Regions from separate parts of the Homo sapiens genome. Here region 1 is linked to region 2. Evidence: read pairs that join two places in POLR2A ChIA-PET (ENCODE). Cell type or tissue: HepG2. All regions are shown on one strand. Each heading gives the region's core, and the rest is flanking DNA. Links, peaks and the distances in the headings are about the cores only.

The links. Peaks named below come from ENCODE experiments on the same cell type or tissue, not always from the same donor. Only the 100,000 strongest peaks of a DNase experiment are listed, where the experiment ranks them.
Region 1: POLR2A ChIA-PET joins it to region 2 with 5 read pairs; 2 of 35 experiments call an interaction of 5 or more read pairs at or near these places.

The regions. Positions count from the first base shown.
Region 1 is chr14:103,856,461-103,860,839 of GRCh38, forward strand. It overlaps PPP1R13B-DT (PPP1R13B divergent transcript), which reads left to right. Exons shown (of 3, transcript NR_038436.1): 3 at 1-1,589. Among named protein-coding and RNA genes, the nearest start is that of PPP1R13B-DT, 11 kb to the left of the region's middle. In HepG2, for the core only: no CTCF peak of the experiment used is centred there; no DNase peak of the experiment used is centred there; H3K27me3 peaks cover 386 bases.
Region 2 is chr14:104,674,506-104,678,867 of GRCh38, forward strand. MIR4710 (microRNA 4710) reads right to left here and starts at 3,244; the gene lies at 3,189-3,244. RefSeq lists enhancers at 2,417-2,974, 2,975-3,531 and a silencer at 4,057-4,106. In HepG2, for the core only: no CTCF peak of the experiment used is centred there; a DNase peak (open chromatin) is centred at 2,406; H3K4me3 peaks cover 820 bases.

The DNA of each region.
Region 1 (4,379 bases), core at 67-4,066, 820 kb before region 2:
TGGAATCTGTCTGGGGCCCCTGTGAGGAAGAAAAGGCTGCTGGGCCAGGACACTTCATCCATTCATTCATTCCTGACCTTTCTTGCGTCCTCCGTGCTAGGCCCGAAGGAGGGTAGGAGTCTTGGTCCCTGCACACAGCGAGCTTTCCCTCTGGATGTTGTGTCAGGCCACACACTTTAGTCTTCCGTCTTTTCTTCTTCACCAAGCATCCCACCCTAAGCGCCCGCTCACTCCTGCCTTTATTTCGGGTTTTCCCTGACATTCTTCTACCTAACCCACTGCTTTTCCCCAGCTCTCTGCCTCTTGGCTGCTTCCAGTTCCCGCCATTACTCACAACGCTGTCACATCAGTCAGGGTCCCATAGGGAAACAGATGGCTTCCTCAAATTAGGGAAATTCCAGGAAGGCGATTTACAAAGGGGGATGCTTACAGAAGGAAGGGGGGACCACTAGGGGAGGGCAGGACTCTGGGACCAGCATTAGGGGGACTCTTTCCACCATCAGGGCTGGAAGGAAGAGAAAGGGGAGCTCTCCAGCAAAGAAGAAAGTCCAGAGGAGGCTGGCCTGGAGGGCAGTGGCATTGGTCAGAGGCAGGCCCAAAGAGGGAGGGGATCCATTCCCGCATCGCTCCCTCTCCTGCCTTTGACCTCCCACAGGGCACCTCCACATCTGGCTGCAGCCCATGGAGGTGGCCCCAAAAGGCAAAAGCAGGGTGAAGGATGGAGCATCAATCTGGGAGGACGAGAGCCGGACACCCAGCACAGGTGTGCAGGAAACTTCTGCACAAACACCTTTCTTCTTTGTAGGGGGTTTCTGTAGTATGAGACATCAAGAGAATTCCTGAGCCAGAGCCTTCCTGGTTTGTAAGAACAACTGCATTTTAACAGAACCCCAAAATACGTATGTCACTACCCCACTGAAGGCCCTTCCATAGCACCATCTATGGCTGTCATGTAACAGCCACACCTGGTGGCCTCGCCGGCAGTGCCCCAACTCTGCTCCCAGCAAGCCAGACTGCTGTGTTCTCCACAGCCCCTGTGGTCCGGGCTGTGGCTCTCCAAGGCCCCTCTCTTCCATTCTAGGTGGATCTGCTGACACGTGGTCTGTCCTTCAAGGCCTCCTCCGATAGTGCAAATGTATTTCCAAATACCACCACCTTAAGGGTTAGGATTTCAACACATGAATTTGGGGAGAGCACATTCAGTCCATAACAAGCAGAGCCTCATGAATGGGATTAATGCCCTTATAAAAGGGGTCTTAGAGAGACCCCTCACCCCTTCTGGCATGTGTGGACACTGTCAAAAGGTGCTGTCGACCGGGTGCGGTGGCTCACGCCTGTAATCCCAGCACTTTGGAAGGCTGAGGCGGGCGGATCACCTGAGGTCAAGAGTTCAAGACCAGCCTGACCAACATGACAAAACCCCGTCTCTACTAAAAACACAAAAATTAGCCGGACGTGGTGGGCACCTGTAATCCCAGCTACTCAGGAGGCTGAGGCAGGAGAATCACTTGAACCCGGAAGCGAAGGTTGCAGTGAGCCAAGGTCGTGCTGCTGCACCCCAGCCTAGCGACAGAGCAAGACTCCATCTCAAAAAAAAAAAAAAAAAAAAAAAAAGGTACTGTCTATGAAGCTGAAGCAGAAAGCAGGCCCTCCTTAGACCCTGCACCTGCTGCTGCCCTGACTTTGGACTTTCCAGTCTGCAGAACTGTGAGAAATACATTTTTGTTGTTGACAAGCACCCAGTTAATGATACTTTGTTACAGCAGCTGCAACTAAGACACCACCCCTACACTACCCCACTCACTCCCGATTCCCCAAACCCTGTGCAGAACTTAGCAGTGCCTAGCCACATCCCTTAGCAGTGCCTAGCCACATCCCTTAGCAGTGCCTAGCCACATCCCTAAAGCCGCTGCTTCTCCATCTTCAGCACCTGAGAATCGCCTGGAGGGCTGGGTCCATCCCCAGGGCGTCTGCTCCAGTAGGTCTGGGATGGGCCCAAGTATTCGCATTTCTAACAAGTTCCCCTGTGCTGCTGATGCTGCTGGTCCAGGGACCACACTTGGAGAGCCACTGCCCCAGGCTGTCCCCACCCGACCCGTCTGGCAGCCCCTGAGGCTGTGGGAGGCCACTCCACCACGATGGCTGCTGCATAGGAGCAGTCCTCACAAAGACTGGGGCTGGAGGGTCCCCGGCCCCCTCCCCTGACGGGCCGGCTCTGCTTGGATGCACGTTCCACACAGCTGCCCAGAGGCCACTGAGCCCAGGCAGGCGCAGGGTACCCTGTTCAGCTATGCACCCTGTCCTCTCTCCTTCCCTCCTCATCTCGCTTCCTAGGATCACTTTCCAGACCCACAGCTGGCCCTGGAATCCCAGTTTCTGGGCTCACCCTCTGGACAGCCAACCCAGGATGCTCTGTTCTACTTTTTCTCTTTCCCCTAACATATATTGCCTTCTAATATAACATTTTATTCACATATTATATATATATATATATATATATATATATATATATATATATATATATATATATATTTTTTTTTTTTTTTTTTTTTTTTTTTTTTTTGAGACGGAGTTTCACTCTTGTCGCCCCAGCTGGAGTGCAATGGCGCGATCTTGGCTCACCGCAACCTCCGCCTCCGGGGTTCAAGCGATTCTCCTGCCTCAGCCTCTCCAGTAGCTGGGATTATAGGCATGTGCCACCACGCCTGGCTAATTTTGTATTTTTAGTAGAGACGGGGTTTCTCCATGTTGGTCAGGATGGTCTCGAACTCCCGACCTCAGGTGATCCACCTGTCTCGGCCTCCCAAAGTGCTGGGATTACAGGCATGAGCCACCATGCCTGGTCTTATTATATTTATTGTTTATTGTCTTGCTCCTAGTAAAATATAAGTTCCAGGAGAGCAGGGATCTGTATATGTGTCCCAAGCACTTAAAACAGTGCCTGACACTCAGTAAGTAACCACTAAGGAAGGAAGGGAGGAAGGGAGGGAGGGAAGGAAGGGAAGGGGGAGGAAGGAAGGAAGTGAGGGAGCCAGGGGAGGGAGGGAGCGAGTGGAGGGAAGGAGCCAGGGAGGGAGGGAGGGAAGGAAGGAAAGGAAGGACCACATGAGCTGGCCGGGTGGGGACAGATGTGGGGCCTTCCTGGCACCTGGTCCCATAAACCTCTGCAGGTGTTTAGTGAATGTTGAGGGTGGGGAAGGGAAAGGGAAGGAGGCCTGAGAAGAAGGGGTGCCTCTTCTCGGCTGACCTCTGAAATTGGCTGACCACCTCCTTGGAGGACAACTCCTTGGCTCCCTCACAGGTAACTAAGGGGTGGAGAGTGTTGCCAGTTCTGCCCAGTGAAGCTGCTGGCAAACCATTCCCAGCTCAGACCATCCCTGCTCGCTCCCTTGCCAGTGTCTAGCCTCTGTGCTCCCTCGGCACCCACCTCCCTGCAGTCCCCTGGGTGGGCACCCAACGGCCTGCCTCCGTCCAACTCTCGGTCCGAATTCTCTGTTCCCTGGCCCACCTGGAACTCTCCGACCATCTGTGCTCCCTGTCACAGGGGCTCCTGGTGGGAGGAAGTTGAGCCTGGGGAGAAGCGACTCGGCTGGCACGCTGGCTTCCAGCCCTGCCCTGTCCTTCCCGCCGGCCAGCTGCTTCCAGGTCAACCTTGGGTCCCACTCCTGAGGACAATGTCCCTTCACTGTCCCAAGCAGGAGCGCTGATTCCGTCATCTGTCATGTACGAAAACCCCTTCTTGAAGCTTCTCAGATGCCCCTGCCTTTCCTGGCCAGGGGTTTCTCTCCTAGTCCGTCTGCTGTGGTCTTTCTAGAGGGCCGAATCAAGGCCAGTTCTGAGTGCTCCTTAATTTATTTTTATGTTGAAATTTAATTTTGATTTTCAAAATTGTCATTGCATCATTCCCAAGTGTTTCAAAGGATTTTATCTCACTTGCCGGTCGCTATAATCCTGTGAAGGAAATACCATTTCTCCTTCATTACAGATGAGGATATGGAGGCTTTCCGGGTCTTTCAGCCTCTGAGTGGGAGAGCCAAGATTCAAATCCAGCTCTTCTGACTCTAAATCCTGCACTCTCTACAATGTATACACTTTGCATTGTTTTATGAGCTCAGGATCCATTTGGCAGTAACTACTTGGATATTTTGTAGCAAGAAGTTAGCAAAATGTGCTTTCTTTTCTTTCTTTCTTTTTTTTTTTTTTTTGGAGATGGAGTCTCGCTGTTGCCCAGGCTGGAGTGCAGTGGCGCAATCTTGGCTGGATCTCAGCTCACTGCAGGCTCCGCCCCCTGGGTTCACGCCATTCTCCTGCCTCAGCCTCCTGAGCAGCTGGGACTACAGGCGCCCGCCACCTCGCCCGGCTAATTTTTTGTATTTTTA
Region 2 (4,362 bases), core at 363-4,362:
CACCTTGGGGTGGGGTTGTCAGATAAAATACAGAACTCCCAGGTCAATCTGAATTTCAGGTAAACAACAAATACATTTCAGTACAAGTGTGTCCCATGCAATATTTGAGACATGCTGGTGCCAAATATTGCATAGGACATTATATTAGCCCATTCTCACATTGCTATAAAGAACTACCTGAGGCTGGGCCCAGTGGCTCGCACCTGTAATCTCAGCACTTTGGGAGGCCAAGGTGGGCGGACCAATTGAGGTCAGGAGTTCGAGACCAGCCTGACCGATATGATGAAACCCCATCTCTACTAAAAATACAAAAATTAGCCAGGCATGGTGGCAGATGCCTATAATCCCAGCTACTCAAGAGGCTGTGACAGGAGAATCGCTTGAACCCGGGAGGCGGAGGTTGCAGTGAATGAAGATCATGCCATTGCACTCCAGCCTGATCAACAAGAGCTAAACTCCGTCTCAAAAAAAAAAAGAACTACCTGAGACTGGGTAATTTATAAAGAAAAGAGGTTTAACTGGCTCATGGTTCTGCAGGCTGTACAAGAAGCATAGCTGGGGAGGACTCAGGAAACTTACAGTCATGGGGGAACAGGAGGAAGAGAGCAAAGGGGAGATGCCATACACTTTTAAACAACCAGATCTCCTGAGAACTTACTATCAGGAGAATAGCAAGGGGGAAATCACGCCCATGATCCAGTCACCTCCCACCAGGCCCTTCCTCCAAGACTGCAGATTACAATTTGACATGAAATTTGAGCAAGGACACAAATCCAAACCATATCAGACATACTTATCCTAAAACTGTATTCATTGTTTATCTGAAATTCAAATTTACCTCTGTGCCCTGTATCTTTATTTAGTAAAGCTGCAACCCACTTGGGTGATGCTGTGCCCTTGCTTACCTGGTACCACCACTGCCAATCCTGTGCCCAGAACATAGCAGACTTTCAATTAATGTTGAATGGATGTGGGACAGGTGGATGGGGGATAGATGGATGGTGGGTGAATGGGTGGATGGATGGATGGTGGGTAGATGGGTGGATGGATGAATGGATGGATGGATGGGGTGGATGGATGGGTGGATAGGTGGTTAGATGGATGGATGGTGGTAGGTGAAGGGATGAATAGATGGATGGATGGACAGATGGATAATGGGGGTGGGTGGATTGGTGGGTGAATGGATGATGGATGGGTGGATCGGTGGATGGGTGAGTGGATGGATGGGTGGATGGATGGTGGGTGAATGGGTGAATAGATGGATGGATGGACGTAGGGGGTTGGGTGTGTGGGTGGAAGAGTAGACAGATTGGTGGATAGATGGGTGGATGCCTAGATGGGTAGGCGAATGAATGGGATTTGGATTCAGTAAGAGGTTTTAACACTAAGCTGTCTTAAATGCCCAAATGACAGGGCCAAGGTGGGAGTAAATGAAGTGCCAGCTGATGGGAAAACTCCCAGCTCTGACACCTCTCACCACCCCTGCGACTCTCCTGCTCAGATTCTGAATCTGTAAAATGGGAATGCTTAGTGGTGCTCCAGCAAGAGGAAGCTCCATGTGCTGCAACACAAGTTATATGTCCTGACATGGATGCCTTGCTGGGGGTGGTGGGGGGTGATTCGCCTGCAGACGTCAAAGCCCTGCCTGCCAAGATCCTTGACTTCCCAGCCCCAACCAGGCATCACTCAAAGGTGACCTCTCCACTCCCAGCACCAAGGAGTTGCCTTTGGACCCTGACCACCCTGATGGCCAAGGCTAGGCTGGCCAGCACCTCCCCAGCAGCCCTTCAGAGGCCTCCACAGCCCTGTGTCCAGTCTGACACAAGTGTGTCAGGTGGTCATGAGCACCGTTCCCTTCCAGCAAGGCCACCTCTTCCTGTGGGGAAGGGCCTCAGGTAGGCAGGCCGGAAGCACCTGCAGACCCCGCACTCAGAAACTGCCACCCCGCTTGTTGAACCTTGTGTTTTAGAAAGGGTCTTCCTTTCACAGCATCTCCCTCTCCCCAGTCCTCCTCCCAGAGGCTGTTTAAGGGTGGGCGTGGGACCCCCAGTGTTTCCAGGGTTATTCCTAGGGATGGACTTCTTATAAACAATATTGCCCCTCTTCCCAGGGCCCCAGGGCAAGGAGCAGCGAGCCTGGACCTGCAGCCACTGTAGCCCCAGCCTGGGGGAGGGGACAGCACAATCAGGGTGAAGTGGAGTCAGAGGTGGGTGTTGTGGAGGGGGGAGCGGCGCGGGGACAGCTGTCCTGGCCCGGCTACCTTCCCTGCCCCCTGTGACATCAGCCCATCAATTCCCTCCCTCTTTTGCCCTCACTAGGTCGGGTCTCTGGCCCTCGCAGCCACAAGGTTCCTGACTCCTGTGTCCTTGTGAAAGAGCCACACACAGCAGCAGGGGGACTGCCCCCGCCAGGACCAGCCCAGGATTCCTGCTGGATTCCGTGTGTCAGGACCACCCATTCTAGCAGAGGAGCAGGAAGCCCAGAGAGGCAAATCACGCGTCTAGGAAGCAGAGAGGGATCCCCGCCCCAGGGCCGCCTGAGGAGTGAGAGAGCTGAGGCTGAGGTCTGCTGTTACTAGAGCTGAAACCTACGGACCTACCCAGCTCCCGTTTTCGCCGCTGGGGAGACCCACGGGGAGATCAAGGGGCCTGGGGGGGGGGGGGCCCTCCCACCTTGGACGTTGGTTGCCACATCTGCACGTGACGGGGAGAAACGTGTCATTCCAGGAGGACAGGAGGGCGGGGCAGCTGAGGGGGGATCCCCAGATATAGGGGCATCCCCAGGACCCACCCCCGTCCTGTGGAGGCAGGAGGAGGGGCCGCACCCCTGGGTTTGAAAGGCAGCAGCCGCCTTCCAGAGGGAGCGCTGGCGGGACCTTACCGCACCCCCTTCAGAGTAGCCCCCTCCCCCCATTGCTGCCCTGGACTCTGCGGCCAGCAAGCTGGAGGTTCCTAGGGCTATGGGGGACAGGAGGCTGTGGCTGGCTGAGGACTTTGTGTCAATGTTCCCACTGCCTCTGGGGACTGGGGACAGCCAGGCCACACGCGGGGGCAGTGGGACTTAGCACCTGAGCCTGCTGAGCTCCTGAAAGCCCTGGAGGTTCTCGGTTCCCCGAGGTGGGGCAGGGAGGAGGGAGCCCCTGGTGTGGCCTGGTTCTGCTGGGCGGAACACTCAACACTCCCTTCCCTGACGAAGAGGCGAGAGCTGCTTCGGGAAGAACCACCTGCCCTCACCCCACTCGGTCTGGGACAGGCAGGGCACTGGCCTGCCGGGAGCCCCCGCCCCTGTGCCTGCAGCGCTGCTCTGCGCCCTGCTCCCTTACTCCACCTCCTTCCACCTCCTCCCCTTCCTCCTCCTCCCAAGGAGGAGGCAGATGGTGGTGGAAACTCTGCTTCCTCCATTTTCCGGAGCGTGACTCAGCACCGCAGCTGCCGCCTCGGCCCCCACGCAGCAGCGCGAAGCCTGCCCTCCCCTACAGCGGAGCCCGGGGACTCCCCAGAACACCCCTCCCGCAACTCATCTGGAGAACGCAGGGCTGCGGGCTGCCGAGCCCACCTTCCCGGAGCCCCCAGCCCAGCGGACCCCTCCTAGGCAGCTAATTTCCCGCCCACCCGGCGACGGCAGAGGACGTGTGCCGGGGCGGAGTGCGGGCAGGTGGGCGGGGCTGCAGCCCCAGATCTCAGGGACACACAGAGGCGACCACGGGGCTTCTTAGCTTCTGGGTGGCCGCCCCGCCCAGGAGACTGGGCTGAGCGAAGGGGAGGGGAAGGCCTAGGAGGCACCCCAAGAAAGGACCCATCAGAAAACACAGGGAAGTAGGAAAATAAGAGAAATTTCCAGAAGCAAGAGGCTTGGCTCATGCGGAATGCCGCAGAGCCAGGCCTCAACCCACCGGAGAATCTCTGAGAACACTGACTGCAGCCCACCACGGTGGCCCCGGGTCCTGCTCTGAGCTCCTGTCGGCCCTCGTCCTCCCTACATCAGAGCCTCCCCTGGGAGCCCCAGAGATCCTCTCAACTCCTTCTCGGGACAAAGGAACCCTCCCTGCTGAGAGCCCCTGGTGGCTCCTCCCACTCCCCCACTCGGCTCCCTCTCTCCTCCTCACTCCCTTTGTGGTGGGCTTGGCCCAGGAGAGTCCCGGCACCCCCAGCTGCTCTCTGTAAGCCCCTGGGGGTGGCCAGCTGGGGTGGGCTCCCCACTCCTGCCTGGCCGTAATCAGGGAGCCGTGCCTCGGGATGTGGGCACACACTCGTGCACACGCACACCGTCTCAGCAACTGGGCTCTCCTGAGAGTCCCCTTCCCAACCCACAAAACAAGACCTGCCAGCGCCCCCACCCCTTCCTCCCACTTCTGTCCCCCTC